Regions from separate parts of the Homo sapiens genome. Here region 2 is linked to region 1. The links are chromatin contacts, found by Hi-C in ENCODE. All regions are on one chromosome and are shown on one strand. The core of a region is the stretch at or near the end of the contact, and the rest is flanking DNA. Distances in the headings are between cores, read along the strand shown.

What was found. A loop is a pair of places that touch in the nucleus more often than their neighbours do. Pooled maps may share reads with other maps.
Region 2: a map of CD4-positive, alpha-beta T cell shows a loop between it and region 1 (11-fold over the local background). The contact joins the promoter of ATG16L1 here to the promoter of PDE6D in region 1. A Hi-C loop is called at or near these places in 5 of 168 maps with a recorded cell type or tissue (CD4-positive, alpha-beta T cell, CD8-positive, alpha-beta T cell, gastrocnemius medialis and 1 more), 2 of 37 single-sample maps with no recorded cell type and 19 of 50 pooled maps.

What each region holds. Positions count from the first base shown.
Region 1 is chr2:231,777,990-231,784,584 of GRCh38, forward strand. PDE6D (phosphodiesterase 6D) reads right to left here and starts at 3,293. Exons shown (of 5, transcript NM_002601.4): 1 at 3,076-3,293. The coding sequence starts at 3,125. It also overlaps a transcript of COPS7B not described here. RefSeq lists enhancers at 2,460-2,539, 3,090-3,319 and silencers at 2,483-2,706, 2,830-2,879.
Region 2 is chr2:233,249,735-233,256,563 of GRCh38, forward strand. It overlaps ATG16L1 (autophagy related 16 like 1), which reads left to right and starts at 1,939. Exons shown (of 18, transcript NM_030803.7): 1 at 1,939-2,208; 2 at 6,368-6,461. The coding sequence starts at 2,094. RefSeq lists an enhancer at 1,527-2,226.

The DNA of each region.
Region 1 (6,595 bases), core at 2,043-4,542:
AGGCACGGTGGCTCATGCCTGTAATCCCAGCACTTTGGGAGGCAGAGGCAGGCAGATCATGAGGTCAGGTGTTTGAGAACAGCTTGGCCAACATGGTGAAACCCCATCTCTATTAAAAATACAAAAATTAGCTGGGCATGGTGGCATGCACCTGTAATCCCAGCTACTCAGGAGGCTGAGGCAGGAGAATTGCTTGAACCTGGGAGGCGGAGGTTGCAGTGAGCCAAGATTGCGCCACTGCATTCCAACTTGGGCAACAGACCAAGACTCCGTCTCAAACAAATGAAATAAAATAAATTTGAAATGACAATTTAAAAATTCTGTTCAACAAAAAAGGAGACAATACATTGAAAGAAAATATTTGCAAAATACATAATAGGCAAAGGATTGATATTACAATATGTAAAGAACATCTACAAATAAGAAAAATAAACAATAGTAAAATGGGCAAAAACAAAATTAACAAACAATTTACAGAAGAAAAAGAAATGGCCAAATAGAAGAGATGTGCAACTTCTCTAATAATAACAAGAATAACACTGGCTAAAGCATAATGCTCACTGTGGATCAGGTGCTTTTCTAAATGCTTTAGATATCAACTCATTTACTCTTACAGCCCCATGAGATAGGTACTATTATTTTCCCCATCTTACAGATAAGAAAATTGAGGTGAGGTTAAAGCAGTTGCTCAGGGACACACAACTAGGAGCGCAGGGCTGGAATTCCAATGCAGGCAGTATAGAGACATAGTCCAGTATAGCTCTTAACCACTATGCTACATTACCTTTTCATGGATCTAGGGATCCAGAAGAATACCAATTAAAACAATGTATCATTTGTTATCCAAACTGGCAAATAAAAAAGACTGACCTAGTCAACGTGGAAAACTGAGTACTATCAACACTGCTGGTGGGAGAACATAATGGTGCTCTTTTTGCAGTGATAAACTATTCTTACAGAAACAGATACTCTGAAAGAAAGTTCAGAAAATCTATTTACCCAATAAAAGGTGGACAATAGTCAGTTTCTTACTAAAACATTAATTTTACTTTTTCCTGAAGGTAGTAGCATATCTTAACATTCCTGCTTTTCTTTTCTCTCTTACTCCACAAATGCCCAGTAAAGGCTACCAGAGGATGAGCACGCCACTGCTCTCATGCTAACTTTTTGATGTGGCTGCTTCCCTTGTGCTTCAGGATTTAATCAGCTCAGGTCAAGCTTTTCCCAAAAGCCTGTTTCTGGATGCACTAACATCACTGAATCGGTTGATTCGCTTTTCCTTCCAGTGGGCTGACACAGATTCTGCTTTCTGAAACTCTTTTCCGTATTTGTCTCTTATCCTCTTTCTCAACAGGTTCAAGAGCTAAGACTGAAGGTGAGAAGCTCAAACTTTTCTGCTTTGTTCAAAAGCCATTAAAAAGGCCTTTCTTCTTTTCAGCAATACGGTATTTCCAATCAGATGAAAACGTTGCTTCTGAAATCTCTCAATTCTCCAGTTTCCGGTTTACTGTCTACAAAGCATGTTAAGTAGCAATATTATTACATTGTTAGATGTTAATAGTATAAATTATTTGAGGGAAAAATAAAATCCATGTCATAGCTTTTCCAGCACTTCAGTCATCCCTATATACCTATTTGATCCATTATGGAGAGAAACACAGAAAGGCACATGGAGCTATAAAAGAGGCTGCTACTAAACCAAAACATGAAAGTACTGAAAGTTTATCACAGATGGTAGTATGCAAAGGTGATACAGCCTTTAGTTTTTTTAAAAAGCATAGATCAATTTCCATTCGAAAAATCTCACTTGTACATCCAAAACTTCCTTTTTGCACTGTGGTCTAAAATGTATTACCAACTTGGTTTCTGATTATAGCAAAGCAATTAAATTTGCAAGCGTGACATGGACATTGTGAAAACGCAACAGAATACCAAGAAAACAGTGCTTTACTAAACCTCCAAGGGAGGAGCCCTGAAGTGGTGACTACCTTTTCACTGAGGGAGCAATTTAAGAACGTTCGTACTATAGATTACAGATAGGATGCATGAAGAGATTAAAGTTGGCAGGAGAATGGAAAATTTGAATATCCAAGTTTGCATTTTTTCATCTGCATCATATGGTGACAGACTAACACACTCCACGAAAACACAAAGCTTCCTTACGGAGAGGATGCAAAAGGGGCACCACAACAGGCCCGAGGCAATGATTTCTCTACCCCACTCTATCCTACCGTGGCCCCAGCGACATCACACCATTGCTGGACAGCTCCACCACAGCTAGGCATAACCGCACCGACAGGAGCGAGCAAAGACACCTCGGCTAGGAGTCCCAGCGCGAGGCACCCCACACCTAAGCCTATGGTCCTCATCTTGCTGGAAAGAAAACTGAGGCGCTGAGGGGGAAGCAGTGACCAATGCCTGAGAAGGCCAAGAGTGTTAAGACGAGGTCGATCTTGGACTTCTCTTTCCCCACCTCCCCCAACTACTCCAGTCCTGGAAGAAGCCACAAGTTTGGAAGAGAAGTTGTGGAAACCAGACGGGGGTGGGGTGCGGTGCGGTGCGGTGGGGGACCTGAGAGAGTTTTAAAAGCACTGGTATTTGTCCCACACAAGGTCGCCCGCTCCAAGTCACTGTTCCCCGCTCCCCGGGTAGGCTTATAGCCAAAGAGGCTTCTAGGCTTCGAGATCAGCCCACCGCGCCCCCTCAGCCCTTCTCCGCGGGCCGCAGCCCCATCCCGGCCTCTGGGTCCCGGCCGGGGATCGGAACCCAGCCGGCTTCTCCGACAGCGTTTCCGACGCCCGGCACCTCTCGCAGCCCCGTCCCCCAGGCTCCCCCGTCTCCACCCGCCACCCCCCGGCGCTCCCGTCAACGTCCCCTTCCTCCCTCAGGACGCCCCTTGGGGCGCCTCTCGCGCCGGGTCCCGCCGGGTGCTCGGCACGCTGTTCCTTTCCTCTCCCCTCCCGCGGCCCTTCTTCTGTGGGGCCCACCTGGCGCGGCCCCCGCCCCCGGCCAGTCTCCTCAGTGAGCGGCCGCCTCCCAAGTCCTCCCGGCCCCGCCCCGCTCCCGGACGGATACAGTTTGAAGCCCCTCAGGATCTCCCTGGCCCGCTCGTCCTTGGCTGACATGATGCGGCGGTCGCCGCCCGCGGCTTTCTCACTCTGGTCGGCGGAGCCTCGCAGACGGTGCCCAGGAGCCGAGGATGGAGCCGCAGCCCGGCTTGGAGACCTCGGGCTAGCAGCCGCAGCGGCCAGACCAGGACCGGCCTCTCTCTCCCCTCAGCTCCCGCTTCTGATCCCTTCTCCTTCCCCCTAGCCTCGCAGTGCCCTCCTGGAACCAATGGAAAGCCAGCCTTGGCGATTGGCATCTCAACCAGCCAGTAGGAGCGCGCAGCGGCTTCGCAGGGGGACTGTTAACGTCAATGGGAAGGGCCCTCCCCGGGAAGTCCCATAGGACACAATATTCATCTGGTGTTGTTGCCTAGAGTTTGTCCCAGCGGAGGGTTGGCTTCGGATCTGCAGAGGCTTTAGGGACCTGCTCCAGCCACTGAGCACACTAGCCGTCTGAGACGGCAGCTGAGTTGCACTGTGCGACGCGACAGAGACTACATTTCCCAGCATTCCAGCGGCGCACTCGGGGGACCACAGATCCCAGCGCACCACAAAGAGGCCCGGGGACTACAAATCCCAGCATCCCCTGCACTCGGTTCCTCTGTAACTTAGACTCCAGTGTGCCGCGCAGTGTGCGCAAATTCACAAACCCGCCCGCTGAGTTGGTCGTTTCGGAATCCCGAGACTTGAAACCCAACGGGAAGACCCTTCTCACCCTCAAAAGAAGATGACAGCCCGCAGAGAGTTAACTTCTGTTTACATGGAACTCAGACATCTGCAAATCATGGTAAGGCTGCAAACAACAAACAAAAACACTGATTAAACCGTGAAAGAGAACAAAATGACTTCTTCAAATCGTGCTTGTTTGTTGGTCTGAGGCGCCTTTTACATGTATTTCAGGGTTTTTTGCTGTATTCCTGGTTTGCACCGGGAGAGCTATGGATTGTATACTCAGAATATCAAAACATAAAGGGACTTTGCTAATCTATCCCCTGTTGTTACGTATGAGGAAATTGAGGCCCAGAGAGGCGAAGGGATTGGCCACAGATCACAGCAAGTTCGGGCAGAGTTAGAATTCAGCCCTAAGTCGGCTGACTTGCAGTCTGGACTCTTTGCACCACACTAAGGAGGTGATATTTTTAGCAGCATGGCAATGTGAATTATTCTCCTTGAACGGTTTTCCTATCCACTGTTGAAACACCCAGAATTAGGTAGCATTTATTTGGTGGATTTCTTGCGAGTGAGGGAGTGTGATATTTATTTATTTTCAGCCTAGGTAGGATTTGGTGTTTTGTTTTTTGCCACTCAAGGTGACATTTAATGTGATTTCAGGAAGTAGGTAAAATTACAGTGTGAGCCACGGTTTCCTTGGAAACCTCCTCTGTCCTTCTCTTGGCCTTCCTTCCTCTGCCTGTCCCCACTTTCACCCATCTGGGAACTCACCCAATTTTTTCTTCCATGTAATTCAACAAATATCTTTTCAGCCTGTTATTTGTCAGGCACTGAGTGGGTAAAAGGTGAAGGACATGGTCACTGCCACCAGGAAGATGAACATATATTTAGGGAAATAAGGAGACTCCACTGAGATTCAAGATGGAGTGTGATAAAATGGCATAAAGAAATGACATCAGAATGCTAAGGAGGCCCTGATGAAAAGGTTCATTGCAGCTGGCAAAACTTTAATGGACAAGGTGGCATTTGAACTTGAATTTTTTTTCCATGTTAAAAAAGTTTTTTTTTTGTTAATGAGGTGTAACATACAGTATGGGAACAATTTTCACATAGGTATACACCCCTGTCGCCACTACCCAAATCAAGATATAGAACATTTCTAGCACACTTAGTGCTCCCTCCCAATCAGTATTACATCCTTACATATTGAGATAATCACTCTTCTGACTGTATCACCATAGATCAGTTTTCTCTGTTCTTGAATTCCAGTTAAATATAATAATACAGTATGTACAGTATGTGTCTGGCTTTTTTACTTTATCAGTATTTTTGTGAAATTCATCCATGTTGTGTGTAGCCTTTTAATTGCTGAATAGTATTCTGTTGTATGTTTATACCACAATTTATCTTTTCCACTGTTGGCGGGCATTTGGGTTGTTATTTTTTGGACTATTATTAGCAAAGCCGTAGTGAGCATTCTTACATGTTTCTTTTTGTAGACACTTGCACACATTTCTAGGAGAGGAATTGCTAGTGTGTAGGGAGGGTATGCACATGATCAGTGATAGTAGACATTGCCAGTTTTTCAAAATGATTGTACCAATTTACGCCTTTGCCAGCAATATGAGAGAGTTCTAGGTGCCTCTTATCCTTGTCAACACAAGAGTTTTGTTGTCAGTCTTCTTAATTGTAGCCGTTCTGGCTGAATGTGGTATCTCATTAAGGTATTTATTTGCATTTTTCCTGATGTTGAGCACCTTTCAATGTGCTTGTTGGCTAGTTGAACGTCCTCTTTCGTGAAGTGCCTGTTCTTTTCCCAACTTTTAAAAATTGGGCTGTCTTCTTATTGATTTGTAGTTCTTTACAGTCTGGATATGGAGTTCTTTGATATATGCTTTGCAGATATCTTTTCCAAGGCATGGCTTGTCTTTTCACTCTCTTACTGGTGTCTTTTGAAACAAATTATATTTTTGAGGGATGGGGTCTCTGCTGTGTTGCCCAGGCTGGAATGCAGTGGCTATTCACAGGCACCAGCATTGCCCACTGCAACCTCGAACTCCTGGGATCAAGTGATCCTCCTGCCTCTGCCTCGCAAGTAGCTATAGTAAGACTATAGGTGTACTCCACTGCATCTGACAAGCAGAAATTCTTAATTTTAACACAGTGCAATAGTTCCGTGCTTTTTATTATGGTTAGTGTTTTTTGCATTGGATTTCAGAAATCTTTGCTTTTAGAGTTGGCAGGTTTTTTACAGGCTGATAGAAGAGCATTCCAAAAAAGAGCAAGCTTGAGCATAGGTGTGGTGTCTGAGAGGGAGGGTGTAAGTTGTGCCGGGCATGGGAGTTTGGACTGAGAAGGGGGAGGGGGTGGGGTGCGACAAAGCTGGAGTTAGGAGGGAGGCACACTTTGAAGGGCTTTCAGTGCAGCCACTGCCTGGGCGTGGTGGCTCACGCCTGTAATCTCAGCACTCTGGGAGCCAAGGTGGGAGGATCACTTGAGATCAGGGAAGACCAGCTTGAGCAACATAGTGAGACCCCATCTTTAAAAAAAAAAAAAGGAATAAATTTGCCGGGTGTGGTGGCACGCACCTCTAGTCCTAGCTACTTGGGAGGTGGAGGTGGTAGGATCCCTTGAGCCCAGAAGTTCAAGGCTGAGGTGAGCTATGATAGTGCCACTGCACTCCAGCCGCGGTGACAGAGTAAGACTCTGTCTCTTAAGGGAAAAAAAAACCAAAATACTAAATCCAAATTGCAGCCATGGAGTCTGGACATTGTTCTAGAGGAAGTAGAGGCATTGCTGGAATTTCTATGAAGTCA
Region 2 (6,829 bases), core at 689-3,188, 1.5 Mb after region 1:
AGCCTTGACCTCCTAGGCTCGAGCGATGCTCCCACCTCAGCCCCATCCCAGTAGCTAGGATTACAGGCACACGCCACCACACTCAACTAATTTTTTGTATTGTTGTAGAGACAGGTTGTGTCATGTTGCCCAGGCTGGTTGGTCTCAAATTCCTGAGCTCAAGTGATCCTCTCACCTTGGCCTCCCAAAGTGTTGGGATTACAGGTGTGAGCCACCATGCCCAACCTTGGAAACATATTTTAATCATAAATGTGGGAAATTAACATGCTCAACTGTCAAGATTTGGTGTAATGGTCTTTTAAGGGTGGTGCCACTGCTGCATTTGAAGGCATTCTCGGTCACTTTCAGAACTTTTTCATTTTCTTCAGCGTGTGAGGAAGTCACTTCTATTTCTGATCCCATTGGATCCTTCCAACGACTTCAGGTCCACTCAATACTGACTACCAGTGAACCATCTTCAACTACAGTGCTAGAAGCCTGACTGTCCTCCTCTCCTCAGCCTAAGTTCTTCTTATCTGTCTCTGAAGGACCTTCCTCTGGACTTGAGACACACTGGAAGAGAAGGTAGTTTCTGATATTCCTTTCCTCTTTTGGCCAACTACTTTGTCTGGCTCCATTTTCATGCAGTAAATTCACTAATTGTTAAAGGCAGATGGAGCTCCAGCAACTCTATTACAGAACTGGGTTTTCCATTCTACTGAGCTTGTTCACAGACACAACTTTCTCAGGAGCCAGTGTGTCTTCATCTCCCCCTTTCAACATCTACAGCCTCAGATTACCTTCTAAGGCTCCATTTATTGTCAGGCCACAATTTCTAGGATTCTAACAATGAAGACAAACTCTGATACACAATTCACATCTTTCTTAGCTCCCGTTTCCAGTTCTCTTCTCCATTGCAAACAAAAACAAAAACCCCAAACAAACCACAAAACCTGTTTCCAAGTTCAGTGGGACACTCTTCCCAACGCACCCTGACTTCAGGTATGTAAGAGTTAAGAAACAAGAAAGAAACACGAAAAGCAGCTTAACAATCAAAGACAGGTTTATTTTGGAGAATAAACCTGAGAGGGGCTTCTTGTCGATTTTGGTCAGGAGCGTTTTCTCTTACACACTAAGGGTGTTTAAGGGTTTACGAAGCGGTGAGCTTATTGCAGGTTCGTAATGTTTCTGTATGAGGGAAAGTTTATTGCAGGGTTGGAAAGTCTCTGGCCGGAGGGGAGGCTATCTCTGGGTTGGCATGTTTCTGGTTGGAAGTGGGTTTATCTTAGGGTTGGAATGTTTCTGGTTATGCTGACATTAGCCATTAGGCTGATGTTTTTGGGTTGGATTTAGGCAGTTTCTTAATCAAGGGGAACTTAAAATGGTGGCAGTTGTCCAAGATGGCAATGCTCCTGCTGTCAGGGTAGGCCTTGGGAAGACACCAGGTGTCTTTGTAAACTTAGGTTTCCCCTGTACCAAGCACAGTGCTGACTGCATTACATGGGTTTTTCTTTTTACTATTCGTGACAACCTTCTGAGGTAGGTATCATTACTGTCCCCATTTACAGATGAGACAACTGAGGCTTAGGTAGGCTGTCACTCATCCACAGCCACAGAGCTACTATGGAGGGAACCCCATTTGTTCCTAAACTGCGATTAAAAATAAAAGTGGGGGGAGACAGGCCAAGAAAAAAAACACGAAAAGGGTTGAAAAGCAGCAAAAGAAAAGTAAGCAGTCAGGCGGAAACGGCCCCTTTCCTGCCTCCTTCCCGCCCGGCGCTGGGCCTTGCGCAGGGCCCGGACGCCCCCAAGCGGCCACCTCTCTGCAGCTGACGCTTCCGGCTACAGGCTGGCGTCACTAGCGAGCGCCCTGCGTAGGCACCGGCTCCTGAGCCCGTGCTTCGGGTGAGGGGGCGGGTCTTCCGGCCCTCTCGAAAATCATTTCCGGCATGAGCCGGAAGACCGTCCCGGATGGCCTCGGGGACTGCCAGTGTGTGGAGGTGAGCTCCGGGATTGCCGGCATTCCCGCTTCTGCTGGTTGCTTCATGCTGCAGGCTGCGGCCGTCAGCCCTCGCTCGCATTGGTGGCGCTGAGGTGCCGGGGCAGCAAGTGACATGTCGTCGGGCCTCCGCGCCGCTGACTTCCCCCGCTGGAAGCGCCACATCTCGGAGCAACTGAGGCGCCGGGACCGGCTGCAGAGACAGGCGTTCGAGGAGATCATCCTGCAGTGTGAGCGGCGCCGGTGCGGGCTGGGAGTGGGGCGGGCGGGCCCCGCGGAGGCATGCGGGGCGTCAGCGGGAACCTGAGGCCGAGTCCCTGGCGCCGCCCGCACGCATGGCGGCCGCCCCGGGTAACCCGCGCTTGGGACGCCGCACGCCTTTTAAATGTTTTTTCTAACCTGCGTTTTATCTTTGGAGGATTTTCCCTATTAAATTGTACGATCTTTGTGGGGAGGCACAGTTCGTGTTTGTATTTGTAAATCCCAGTAGCTCATACAATGCTTATGCACTTAAATAGGTCCCAGAAACATCCCATCTATGGGGTCATGTTAATGAAACGGTCGTTGACTTTCAGTCGCAGAATTAACATTGCCTTCTCAATGCACTGGAACGGGTGGCCTTTGATTCCTCAAACTTACTTCCCTTACTCCACCTTGGTGGTTTTTTTTGCGGGGAAACGGGATAGGGGATCAGGGTCTTGCTGTGTCGCCGAGCCTGGAGTGCAGTGGCGGAGATCACGGCTCACTGCAGTCTCAAACTCCCAGGATCAAGTGATCCTCCCACCTAAGCCTCCCGAGTAGCTGGGATTACAGACGCGCTTCACCACGGTCGGCTAATTTTTTTAAAAAAAAATTTTTTGGAACGAGGTCTCACTGTGTTTCCCAGGCTGGTCTCCAACTCCTGCGCTCAAACGATCTTCCCACCTCGGCCTCCCAAAGTGCTGGGATTATAGGCGTGAGCCACCGAGCCCGGCCCCACCTTGGTGTTAATATCGTAATATCTTTTAGGCGGGACAGAACCTTTACTGTTACTGAAATCTTCAGTATGAAAGAGGTGGTTTTCTTTCCCCTTACTGCTTGCAGCTTAAGGGTACAAAAATGTTTGTACCTTTACCTAAATTATAATGGTCCTAAGGTGGTTCCATCTGCGTCTGAAAGTAAACCTGACGACTTTCTCAAGTTATGCTGTTGATGATATTCAGAATAATAATTGCTACCTTATATTGCATTCTGATTGTGCAAAATCAGTAGTTCTCAAACTTAGCTCCACATTAGAATCACCTATGGATCTTTAAAAAATTACAAATCCCAAGCCACACCCCAGACCAACTAAATCACAAGTATCACAGTACACAAGTATCAGTGTGTGTGTGTTTGTGTTTGTGTGAGATTAAGCCTAGAACTGCATGCCAAGTTATCAGTGTTTTTTGATGCTTCCCAAATGACTACTGTGCAGACAAATTTTAGTACTGTGGTAAGTATTTGCATGTGTTATTTTATCTTTCCCAAAATTCTGTGTATGAAGCAGGAACTGTTATTGCCATTTTCACACATGGAACTGAGGCCAAGAGAGATTAGGTAACTTCTGAGGTTGCACAGCAGGTTAATGGTGAGACTGGGTTTTTTTGTTTTTTTTTTTTTTTTTTTTTGGAGACAGAGTCTTGCTCTGTCACCTAGGCTGGAGTGCAAGTGGCGTGATCTCAGCTCACTGCAACCTCCACCTCCCAGGTTCAAGAGATCCTCCTGCCTCAGCCTCCCTAGTAGCTGGAACTATAGGCAAGCACCGCCACGCCCAGCTAATTTTTGTATTTTTAGTAGAGACAGGGTTTCACCATGTTGGCCAGGCGGATCTTGAACTTCTGACCTCAGGTGATGTACCTGCCTCAGCCACCCAAAGTGCTAGGATTACAGGCATGAGCCACAGTGACCAGCCGGGACTGGAATTTGAACTTAGGCTTGATGACTAACTTTTGCATTTGCTTTTCTCACTGGCTCCCCCAGCAAATGGTTCTTTGCTTTCACTGCACCCATTGTTTTAACAAAACTAAGAAGAAAGAGGATGCTTTGCTGTTCTAGGAGGCCCTGAAGAACAGTGCTGTTTCAGAAAGCCAGAAGCACAAGAAGTCCCTCTTCCTCAAAACATGATTCCCTGACAGATGACATAAATCAGTTCATTAGGTGCTTATTAGGTGCTTATGCTTTAAAAGCTAATATCCTTTGAAAGTCAAATTGGGTGGGAGGCTTGACTCACCCCTCACTGAACATTTTCACTTACTTTCTGAGTCTGTTTTGCCTCATCTATAAAATGGGGATGAAGCTTGCCCTGCCCACTTCATAAAAACAGTGCTGTGCATATAAGTGCTTTCAAAGCCATCTGTATAATAGCTTGTAATTGTAAAGCGTTATCTCTTTGACACAAATGGAATGTTTTCCTGCACTTTGAAAATGGCATCTTGATGGGGCAGGAGCATGTAGAACAGTCAGAATAAGAGGTCACTTGTGGAGAGCAGATAGCTTTAAAGGGTGCTAGAGTAGCGAGTAATACCTGCCTGAGGGACCAGGACAGGAGACCGGGATGAGAAGCTAACAAGAGGCAGGAGAGTGAGACAGGCTTTGCATGTTAAGATCTTCTGTTTAGGCAGAGGGATTGACATTTAGGGAGATCATTTCTATTATAGTTTGTGAAACACCTTCATTCCACTCATTCCAGCCTTCCCAGGCCAGTCAAGCTCTGACCCTCCATCAGCCTGGAGTCTATTCTCTGTTCAGTCCGTGCCTTTGAGTCTGAAGAGAAAGGTGGAAAGAAGCCGTAGGGGGAGGGAAAGGCTTCCCTCCATCTCCAGCCTTCTCTTCAGGGAGGAACCTTTGGGAAGGACTCCTTTTGAACGCCTGTGTTTTTTGAAAGAACCTAAAATTATCACAGGGCACTAAGCTTTGGTTTAACATCTGAAGGTCTTACTAGAGCCCTTTGACACTGGTGGATTTTAAACCATAATTTCCCAGGTTGAAACCAATGTCCAGTTTGGCTAATTCGTTTGACCAATAGATGAGAGTGTTTCTACCCAGGAGTTCTCTTTTCAGGTATCAAAAAGTGGGACTCAAAACTCTTTAAAAGGAGAAACAAGCTCTTTTAACAGGAATAGTCACTAGCATAAACCCTGTCTTGTTCTGCTTGGTACCTGCAGAACAGGTACCCACATCTGATCTTACTGGTGCCTGTGTACCTATTACTCTTATTTTTTATTTCATTTCATTTGTTTATTTATTTATTTATTTATTTAGAGACAGTCTCACTCTGTCGCCCAGGCTGGAGTGCAGTGGCGCGATCTCAGCTCACTGCAACCTCTGCCTCCCGAGTTCAAGCGATTCTTGTGCCTCAGTCTCCCTAGTAGCTGGGACTGTGGGCAAGTGCCACCGTGCCTGGCTAATTTTTGTATTTTTAGTAGTTTCGCCGTGTTGGCCAGGCTGTTCTCGAACTCCTGACCTCAGGTAGTTTGCCTTCCTTGGCCTTCCAAAGTGCTGCGATTACAGGCGTGAGCCACAGTAATAGGCCTGTGTGCCTATTACACTTAACTACGTGTTCTTTCTAATCTTGTGTTTTGAATTTCTGTACTCTGTCTCCTGTCAAATTTATTATGTTTGGAAAGAGAACTCATTTCCTCTCTAAGCTCTCCCCTCTTGTGTTCTCTCACACGTTAGCATCCTCCGCCCAGTTGCTTGAGCGAGGAGCCTCAGAATAATCCTTGACTTTTTACCAATACAGATCTGTTAGCGTAACGGCCTGCTTTTATAATCTTTTATTTAATCATTGCCAGTAAGAAGTCTAAATTTCTGATCCTGCTTTTTCCTGTGTTGGCTCCAACCTTTATTTCCAGCCACTTACCAAAAGACTCTGTTATTCCTTCTGCATGGCCCATCATCTTCTTTTAAGACTTAACTCATATATCACCTCCTGTGACACCATTCATAAAAATGAGTACAGAGTGTATTCTCTGTACCTTTTTATACTTGACTGAATTAAATGTTAACTCCATGTTGGAGACTGTCATTTGTATTTCTAGTTCCCTGACCTAAAAAGTAATTAGATATGTCAACTTATGGTAAAGTTCTCCTGTCTTACTTAAAGGTACATAGCATTTCACTTTGCCATTGTGTTTAGTGTGTTTTTCTTTTTTCCTCCCAAGGTAGAAACAAATAACTTCTGGGGTAGAAAGCATTTTCAGCTCCCTTTAATAGGGAAGACATTCTTGCAGGTGATTCTGTAGGTTACTGTGGCTGAGGAATGTATGTTCCTGTATTGCATCCTTCAATACATGACAAGGTAGGTACCTAGCAAGTGTACATACGTTGTAATAAATAACTTAGTTTCTGACTTTTTTATTTTAATAGATAACAAATTGCTGGAAAAGTCAGATCTTCATTCAGTGTTGGCCCAGAAACTACAGGCTGAAAAGCATGACGTACCAAACAGGCACGAGATAAGGTATTTTGAAACTAACTTGTATTATTTATGTCTCCTCTAAGGAAATTTATCTCAGTTCAGTTGTCACTTCTCTAATTTAAAAGCAAATCAAGTACTATTTCTGTGTTCCAGTTTTTGTCAGCTCCTTTCAAATAAGAACTAAAACCATGTAATTACAATTGTTTTTTAGAAGGTATGTCATACCTAGAAAGGTTATTATCAGTACAGTGCTCTGAGCTTGAGAAATTTCTTAAGGCAGGTTCACGTGGTAACCCTAGGTCAGTTTCTCATCTAACCTGCCAGGATTCATGTTTTTTTGTTTCTTTGTTTTTAAATAATCACAGACAAGTATTTCTGAGCGGGTTTGTGTAGATCCTGTTAATGTAGGA